Regions from separate parts of the Mus musculus genome. Here region 1 is linked to region 2. The links are chromatin loops, found by intact Hi-C in ENCODE. Cell type or tissue: left cerebral cortex. All regions are shown on one strand.

Region 1 (5,000 bases), 200 kb after region 2:
GTCTCCTGCCTCAGCTAACGGCCTCCTCACACCAGGAAGTGTAAAGATAACAGGTCATGAGGTCCAATCCCTGATCCTTTAACTCAGGGACTTCTCGGGATGACGGTGGGGGGCGATTCTCCAGACGACGGTGGGCACCGGGCCTGGGATCCTGTGAGAAGGAATGGCGGGTTCTAACTGACTGGGAAGCCGTTTGTCGGGGAAAACTGAATGTTGAGGATGGAACCAAGAACAGCACCATAATGTTCCAGGTACCGTTTGTGGCTCAAACACACACCCAGCAGACGGTGGAGCAAGAGATATTAGAAAAATTAAAGTCACAGTTTCCCGACTATTCGGCTACTCCAAGTCTGTTGCTTACAATGGAGGACAATATTCGTGGTCGTAAACCGTGCTGCAGTCCAGCCTTGGTGTTTACCCATAATCCTCATCACTCCGTACAGTGGCTCTCCTCTTTGCCAAGTCGCTGACTCTCCTGGACGTCTGTATACTGGAACACCCCGTTGTCACATCCCAAAATTCAACCGCAGGAGCCTCAGTCTGTGAAAAACAACTGCGTGTGTGAGAAGGGCAGCTTCGGAGAGTAAGAGGATGCATCTGGTACAAAACAGGGTTGTTTTGTGTGTTGCATGGTGACGCTGTTTTCCTGACGCTGTAACTCGTTCCTGGAATACAAAGGCACGATGACACCCAGCCAAGGGAAAAAGTGATGATGATGGTGATGGTGCTGATGGTGATGATGGCTTAAATTCTCTGCCATTCTACTGACCTGCACAGCATTAACCATCTCAAAGAAGAAAATGTAACACAAAGAGGTGCCAACCCTGTAACCAAGAGGGACCATCTGTACCTTGTCATTACTTCATTCTAAGAACATGACAAAGAGAACAAAGACATTCTCTTCTCTTTTCTACTTTGGGGGAGAAGAATGAAGAGGCAAGGGGTGGGTCCAGGAAGAAGGCTCAGTTGATAAAGTAAGTGTCTGTCTCATTGGCATGAGGACCTGGTTTTCACCCCCAATGTTGTATAAAACTTCAGGTGTGTCACTATAGGTCTGTAACCCCAGCCCTCGGAAAGCTGCAACAGGAGGATGGCTCTGTCTGACTGATTAATGCCAGGCTAGTTTACTTGGCAAGCCCCAGGCTAGCAAGAGACCCAAACTCAAAGGAGGGCATCCAGAGTGACACCAAGTTGTCATCTGGCCTCGAGACACACGCACACATACTAGCACATGTGTATATGCAAATGTGCACATGCATGCGATTGAAGAAGAGCCCTAAGCATGATTGAGAGGGGAAGAGACAGTTCTCTGAATAGACTGTCAAATGGTGGCTCCATGCCTACCTTGGTGCCCCAAGACCTCATGTTCTGAGAGCCTTGGTTGGTCTTCCGTAGTTTAGACCCAAAATTCAGAAGTAGAACGAAGTGTTGTGATATGAGGTGTGGCGACACAAATGGACAAAACATTGTTCTGGAAACCCGGTGAGCCTGGCCTCCTCTCGGGTTCAGGCTGACCTTGGCCAAATGACTCCTGAGGTCCTGTGCAAGGCCCGGGTGCCCCTCCCACCTCCATCTCTATCTTCGACATCCATTCATGGCATCCACTCATCCTCCATGTAAGCAGGGATGGAAAGGCTGCTGCTCTTGCAGAGGACCTGAGTTCAGTTCTCAGCACCCACAAGGTGGCTCACAACCATCTGTAACACTGAAGCATCTCATGCCCTCTTCTGGTCTTCATGGGTACTGGGCATGTGCATGAGATGCTCAAACATACAAGCAGACAAAACATCATGCTATGGGGGAGGGGATAAAGGCCACCCAACCACAGAGGGGGAAATGTTCACACACGGCCTGAGAGATCCAGAGAGGCACTGTGACATCAGAATCCCTTGAAATCCAAGCCCTCTGGTGTGGAAGCTAAACATCCTGTCTATGGATCAGAACTCACAATCAATAAAGTCGGTCAAGGATTTTTGTCAGTCGTTTTCCTCCGATTTGTTTTTAATGTGATGGGTTCCATAGTACAGGTTCCTCCTGTGCCCTTTGTAAAAAGACATTTTCTGGCTATGACAAACACAGAGCAGTCTGGTGACCAGTTTTAGTTCTTTTTTTTTTTTTTTTTTTTTTCCTTTTTGGACACATCACCAAAGCCTTATTATGAAGCGGGAAGCATTAGAATTTTGAATATAGATTTTAAATAAATAGAACTGTAATGATGGGCTCCCGAGAATAGTAAAATGAGAGGTTCCAGCATTTTCTAACAGATGGCACCCTGCCTTGTATTATCGTGTTCGTGTTAGCAACAGTCTGCATTATACGAAGATATCTTTCATTGTGAGATCTTCAGAGCCGGGATTAAGGAAAGGATGTAAACACACTCATTTGGAAGATCTTATTGTCGGAAAGTGCTCATTTGCCTCTAACTGGCTTCGTTTCTCTGTTGCTTTAAAAAAAAAAAAAAAAAAAAAAAAAAAAAAAAAAAAAAAAAGGTCTCCCTGCTGTTTTTTTTTTTTTTTTTCTTTTTTCTTTCTTTTTTTTTCTTAACAGTGGGGAGATTGCAACATTGTTGCTAAGGTTGTTGATTCTAACCAGCTTTCATTAGGCATAAAAACCTACAAAGAATCAATCAATACTTTGTGGTTTTTCAAACGAGCCTTCTAGGTGGGCACCATTAACGTGTTCATTGTATCTAAACAGTATTAGCCCCAGAGGGGGTGGGGGGACATGAAAAGAAATGGGAAATATCCTTGCTCTGCTAATAATGCTTTCCATTAAATAAAGCAATTTAAGCCAATAATGTGCTGCTTACTTACAGGCTAGTACAATATTCAAAATTTCCCTTACATAACAAGCCACAGCATTTAATGAGATTTCCTACACGATAATACATAGGACTTAATAGAGCTATTTACTGTCCATGGCAACTGTCCATTATGACCCTCCTCCTTTAGGTTTAGCCTTGCCTGTCTCTGCACCACAAGGCTGACAGCCATTTGCTTCTAGAATATTGTGACTGCTTAGCGTTACCTTGGCATGACTTACAGCTCTTACAAAAACCTCATACAATGCAGTGAGCATGTTAGGGACTTAATAAATGGACCTACGGAAGTGGGTACTCTCCGTCATAGTTCTCCTCGGTATGGTTTGTAGTGGGTGTGAATACGTAGAAATGCTACTACCTATAGAAAATGGACTGAGACAACAAACCAGTTCTATTAATCATTTTTACTGGCTTGCTGATAAAAATCTACCTTAAGGGAGACCTGGTTTTACTTATCATGAAGTCCTGTAACTCCATTTTGTAAGAATATCCTGTATTTTCATGTTGCAAAGCATTTGCAGACCAGGACTGGTTTGCCTCTTTGAACACGGGACCTCTCCAAACACTACCAAAGACAGACCGCCCGTGAAGACAGAGAGGCCAGTTCCTTGAATCCCCACGCCTAGCACAGAGCTGTTGGCCCATGGTACCTCTGTTTAAGGAATGCGTGTCCACCCACGCAGATTCTGGAAAGAGCTTTGCTTCGCGTAAAGGTTTGCACTGAGGCCACCAAACAAACAAACAAACAAAACAAAAAACCCGCTTGCTGAGATGAGGGATGACTTAAGATAAAAAGTTTCTCAGATTCGATAAAGATTCCTCAGATTCAAGTGGATAGAAAAATGATTTACCTTTTTATCCCACCCCACCACCACCCGCCGCCCCAAATGAAGTTTACACAAAGCTGCTGCATAAATCAAGAGCTCCTCTCTCATGAATAATTTGAGTCACCTCGCATAATTTACAGCCTTTGTCATGCAAACAATTTAAAGTCCCACTCTGTGTTAACGCATCTTCTGTTGAAGCCAGCACAGATCCTATCCCGCTGTAGGAAATCTGTCCGAATTGCAAAATTAAAAATATATATATATATATATTTTCTGAAATAAGGGCAGACACTTTGCTTTTCAGGTTGTTGGTGTTGGAGGCAGGTGGGGGGGGAGGGAGAGAGCACATGGACCTATGCACTTCTGAGTGCAAAGACTATGAAGAAGGTAAAAAACAGGGGAGGGGCATCAGATTCCTGGAGCAAGAGATACTGGAAGTTATAACTAAAGCTGGCGCGCTGGGTGCCTAACTTAGGTCCTCTGAAAGAACAGCCAGCGAGTGCCCTTAGCCCCTGTCAATCTCTCCAGCCCCTGAGTTTGTGGTTTTGCTTTCTTCTCCAGATCTTTACTGAGACTGAAAGAAAGATGAAATTTCAAGACCTGTAAGTCATATAAAGTACTCAGAAATTGCTGGTTGTTTGTGAGCTAGAGGCTGCCTGGGGCTGAGAAAAAAGAAAAACAAACCTGGGTATGCCCCGTAGTTAAAACATTCCTGGGAACAGCTTAACCTTTAAGATAAAAAGGAATGTGAGGACATAACAGGGCTATCTTGTCTGGGTCAACACCACCTGGCCAGAACCTCCCCTCTGTCTACTGCCCCTTGATGCCGGGTAAAGTCATACATCAACTGGTTGCTATGTGAGCAAAGATAAGCCCCCAGCCCACAGGAACAAAGTCCTGATGCTCTTTTGCTGACATGTAATCTTTCTGTTAATGTTTAAATAAGCCAATAGTGTGTCGCTATGCTGAATTCCACAACCCTAAGCCCCTTACCCCATAAAAACCCCTAGCTTTCGAGCCTCGTGGCCGACATCCGTTATCTCCTGTGTGGGATACATGTCAGTCCGGAGCTCCGTAATTAAACGTCCTCATGTATTTACATCAAGATGGTCGTCTGTTCGTGATTCTTGGGTGCACGCCAAATCGGGAGTTAAGTGGGGGTTTCCCCACTAGGTTCTAACAAGACCAGTCTTGCTGTCTGCAAGGCCGCTGTCGCGCACAGTTATTCTATATGAAGGTCTTACACAGCCATCTAAAGGAGTAAAGAAGTCTGTTGGGGACACCGGGAAAGGGTTCAAAATTCAAGTTTCCTAATCAGGAAGAAGTCTTCACGGGAAAAGATTTCAGTTAGT
Region 2 (5,000 bases):
AGATTGGGTATCACATAAGCATAGCCCATGAACAGAAGGCAGACAGCTGAGAAGAAAGATCTCTTCACTTGCAGGGGACTTGGGTAACACAGGTTTGCCACAATCCAACCAAGCTGCCTGAGTTTTTTTTTTTTTTTTTTTTTTTGTTAAGAGGGAAGAACAGAATCAGAGAAGCAGTTTCGATAATAAGATGACTTTCCCCATCTCAGTCTAATATCTGGGGAATAGAACCCTGTGTTCCAAGGGCAGATGTGATTATGACACACAGTCCACAGTGTTTTTCTTTGTGAGGATTTGGCCTGAAATTGGGGGGCTACTGGGAGGCGAATGAATAAATAGGGTTGAAGACTCCGTGATTCGTTAGAGACAAATAGAAATATGTTTGTGTCTCAGCGTCTCCCACCACCACTATCATTTTATTACCGGCTTAGGGTAGAATATCATTTGGAATTTATCAACAAGCCGTCTCCCAAGCTTTTTCGGACACTGTTTTCAAATTAAGGAACAGAATCCAAGTCTCATGAGCTTGTTTTTCATTAACTTAACAGAGAAACTATACTCTCAGAATGAGAGATTGGAGCCAGGATGTGGGTTCACTGAATTCTCAGAGCAGAGTGCTTTTGGTGTGTGGTGTGCTACAGTTAGTGCGTGGATGGTTGTTCTATGACACTGAAAATATGGCTTGGTCTCATGTAAGCTGACTTTTGGTTTCATTTCCTGGGTGATTCTTGCAGCTTTATAACAATGGATTTCCAAAATATCTAAATGTTCCTTGTCCCCTGCCATGAATAGGTACTGTCAAGTCATCCGGGTTTTTGGATATCTCTAATGTTAAGTATTTCAACGTGGGTACAACTGGATTACAGAGAGCAAAGGGAAACAGGAAGCGCCACAATGGAAGGCTAGAAATAAGAGGTGCTCTTTAGACCATGTGAGATCAGAGGTAAGTGGCTCACTTCTCATGTATTGGGCACTCAGATGGAGCGATTTAGATATGTCATTATCCCTTTTAATCCTCATAAGGCTTGGGAGGCAAATGTCTGAAAAGCTACCACACAAATTAGAAAAGTTGACATCAGCAGAGAAGTCAGGGGGTGTCACTCTCAAGATTTGGATCTAATTTGCCTAATATTACACCTACATGACCCTGTCTCAGATGCATCTCGAACTCCTCTCACTAGATATTGGGGGTTGTGGTCTGTAATATCACAGAGTGACCCCAAGGCTTCTCCAAAGAATGACCCAGCTGTCTTCTGCAAAGGGCTCCACACCAAGTCGATGGCAAGAGCAAGAAAGGACTCTAGGTAGCTGAGACAAACCTAAAACTACCTGTGCAGCCAGAGGTGTGGAAGCTGCTCTGTACAGACATGAGATGTTTGATAAATAACTGTGTTAGGTGGGCAGTCCTCTGTTGACAATACCTCGGAGCCTGAATCATCTAATACTCTCTATTACTTTTGACCTCACTGTGGTCCAAATTACCTGGTAGAGACAATTTGGGGGCAGATGGGTATGTTTGGCTCATGGTTTCTGAGTGTTCTATTCATGGTTGCTTCTCTCCAACCCTGGCCCCAGCTGCTGCTCTGCAGAGCATCAGGGTAGCTGTCACGGGCATGCTGTGGTAAAACGGAAGTGTTTCATCTCATGGTGGACAGAAGGCAGAAAAGAGGGAGGGAGTAACCTGGCAATAAGAAATGTCTTCATATCCGATGATTTCATTCAACCAGGACTCATCTTCCCAGAATCTCCCAAAGCCAGCATTAAGGAGGAAGCATTCAACACAACAAGCATATCCCTCCCTTAGGGAGCATATTCAAATGTTCCATATTCAAATGGTGACATAGCTGGCCAGGATTCAGAAGTTCTCTTTGCCTCTAGGTATCTGCAATAAATATGGGCCCACGTCTTAGGTATCACACAGCTATATGAACCTGTGGTAATTATTATTTACACAACATCTTCATTTTTCTATGCTACACTCCAAAGAGGGCTGGCGCTCACAGATTTTCTGGGCATTTACTAACATGCATCATTCTTAATACAACTGAATTCATACTTGAGATGCACATCATAAAAGCACAAAACCTCCCACGAGTCAAAAACCCAGCACTGGATTGCACTGGAGTTTATTTCTAGAGGAACTAACATGACCACTAGATGGCACCGGAGTCTGGGTTCATCTTTCTGTTTCCAGAACCAGCTCTAACAAGACACCTGTAAAACCATAAATTTCAGAGTCAGTTGTTTGTTTATCTCATGTGGTACAAGGCATTATGATTTTTTGTTTGAGCTCCAGCATTTCCCTTCCAATAAATGAACACAGGGCCAGCTCTGACACTGAAGCCAACTCTTGACAAGTCTATTTTAAGATCCCTTAAAGAACTTCCTGTAAAACATTCAGGTTCCCACAATTGAAAGAATAATTGTAATCTACGTTTTTAAAACCTGCAGCAAGGCATGTGTCTAGAAAAAGCAGCAGTTCAGTTGTTAACTTATCGTGTTCATTTGGATTTCAGCTGCAGCCTGGAAGTCACCCAATAAACATGGGGTTAAGTCTGCTAGTATTGCAAGGCCCAGAAGGACATGAAGATACAATGACACCGTGCATGGATTTGAAAATAAGCAAAGGACTGGGCACGATTGGTTTGTATGCCACGAAGAAAGCCAGTGAGTAATGTGAAGAACATAAATACAAGCATATGTAAGGCCTTGAGAGCTGGCTCAGTGGGTAAGGAACCTGCAGCTCTTCCAGGGGACCTAAGTTTAAATCCCATGCCCCATGTGAAAATCCTGCCATGGTTGTATGTGCACCTATAACCACAGTACCGTAAGGGCCAGAAGCAAGAGGATTGCTCGGGCTTGCTGGGTGCCAGCTCTGCCCCAACTTCAGTGAAAGACCCTATCTCAAAGAGATAATGTGGAAAGTAATAGAGAGGGGTGCTCAGAGGCCTTCCTCCTCTAGCTTACCCTCAGAGGTACCTATAACTGCACATGAATGTGCACCTATAATGTATATACATATACACACATACATACATGCATATGTGCATATCTACATACATATACACATACATACATATACATGCATGCATATGCACATGCATACACAAATGAATGTGTGTGTGTGTGTGTGTGTGTGTGTGTGTGTGTGTGTGTAAATTTAACAAGGTAGTCAAATGGTGATATTTGAGCAGTAACTAGAAAGACAAGATAGAATCAGCTGTTGGAAAGACAGAATGATGGAGGTCAGCTGGGGAAGGTTTAAGAGTCCAGAGATGTAGGTAGGCCACATTATGAAAGGACTTGGCTTTTGTAGTTTGTCTTGGTGTTCGAGCCAATAGGAATTGTTTTTAAAAAATCAACAAGAATCACAGACCCTGGGAGTATAGCTCAGGATAAAGGAACTGCCTAAAATGTGCAAGACCCTGGGTTGTATCCCGAACACTGGAGACCAAATATCAATCTCACTTTTGGTGGATGAGTAGATTTTCTGACACCCAATAACAATAGCAAGGCCGTAATACATGTATAATGAGCACATACGTAGGGCTTGTTCACTGAGAGTCCTTTTCAGTATTACTGCATCGACAGAGTTTCTCTTGGGCTTGAGGCTCTTTCTCAGACTTGAGGGCCATCAGAAGAATCTGAAGCATGGCTAGCTGCCTTCCTTCATCACTTTGACTTCTGATCACTTCCCCTCCTCCACAGTTCTGGCTCAGGAGATTTTAGGTAGAAACCTAGAATCTGCATCTGTCCCACCTTCCAGCTGCTGTTGCTCGCGCTTGGAGAGACGGTACTGAGAGAGCCTGGGTGTAGACCCATACGAATGACAAAACCAAAACCAGCCTGGAAGGTTTGTTTCGCTTGCATTATGACCAAGCTTCTGGACTTCCGAGACTACGTTCTATTACTAAGGGCAAAGATGCTAAAGCCACTCCACTCCTGACCGCGGGGCATGTCCCTCTCTTCCTTCTGAATAGTGTCCGGCTTTTCACAGAGAGCAATTGTGTCCATTTATGTAATAAGCCAGGCTTGGCTTAACAACGAAACAGAGATGCTTTAGGCAGCGATTGAAGGCTACCCATATCTCTACAAGATGTTCAAAGAAAATATCGTCTAAAAATCAACAAAGCAAACCTCCCCTGGGAGCGTCGCTGAGGAATTAATTAGCACATTAGAAGCTTCTAGAAAACATCTCAACTTCCTTCCCATTCTAGGCGTCACCTAAGCCTGTGCCTCCATCGCGGTCCTTGGACAAATGCTGTCAGACACTGGCCTACACCGCATGCTAATCGTTACTGAAGCTTGCTTTTCCCGGGTTCTCTCTACTCTCGACACGGCACCTTACTTTGGATAAGTGCTCAATGTGGTGGGATTCACCACTTCATTCAAGACTCCCCAAACTTCCTCTGGCAAACACTAGAGTAACCTGGGCATTTAATTTCCAAGTTTCCTGGACCTTAACCCTCTCCCTACTGAGCCAAAAATCTTCGAGCGAAGGTGCAGGTGCCTGATAATTTTAGCAAGTCCCCCGGTGATGTCTGCACAGCAGGTTTAGAAAAGACCTTTTAGAAAAGACCTCGACTGATGATCTTTATTTTACTATCCAAGATCAATGTCGCCAGTGTTTCTCTCTAAGATTTCCTTAATTCCCCTAAAGCAGTGTGGGTCTCAGCCTTTCTAAAGCTATGAACCTCTAATACAATTTCTATATTAAATTTTATTTAATATTAATTATATTATAGTTATATGATATTCATATAAAATAATAGAAATATAATATATAATTTTATATAATTAATATTAACATGAATAAAATTTTAAAAATTAAATTTAATGTTATATTATAAATATATACTATATATTATATAACATTATATACTATACATTATATTAATATATACCAAATATGTATTAATATATAATGTGATAATATATTAATATTCTAATATATGATAATATGTATTATATGGTATAAAATAATATAGAAAAATTAATAT

Evidence for each region. A loop is a pair of places that touch in the nucleus more often than their neighbours do. Peaks named below come from ENCODE experiments on the same cell type or tissue, not always from the same donor. Only the 100,000 strongest peaks of a DNase experiment are listed, where the experiment ranks them.
Region 1: it touches region 2 in a loop (2.9-fold over the local background); 7 of 42 quality-filtered maps call a loop at or near these places.

What each region holds. Positions count from the first base shown.
Region 1 is chr10:69,096,112-69,101,111 of GRCm38, forward strand. No RefSeq gene overlaps it. Among named protein-coding and RNA genes, the nearest start is that of Gm33130, 8.7 kb to the left of the region's middle. In left cerebral cortex, no CTCF peak of the experiment used is centred here; a DNase peak (open chromatin) is centred at 2,237.
Region 2 is chr10:68,900,693-68,905,692 of GRCm38, forward strand. No RefSeq gene overlaps it. Among named protein-coding and RNA genes, the nearest start is that of Gm32931, 80 kb to the left of the region's middle. In left cerebral cortex, a CTCF peak has its summit at 2,158 (motif pointing right); a DNase peak (open chromatin) is centred at 2,152.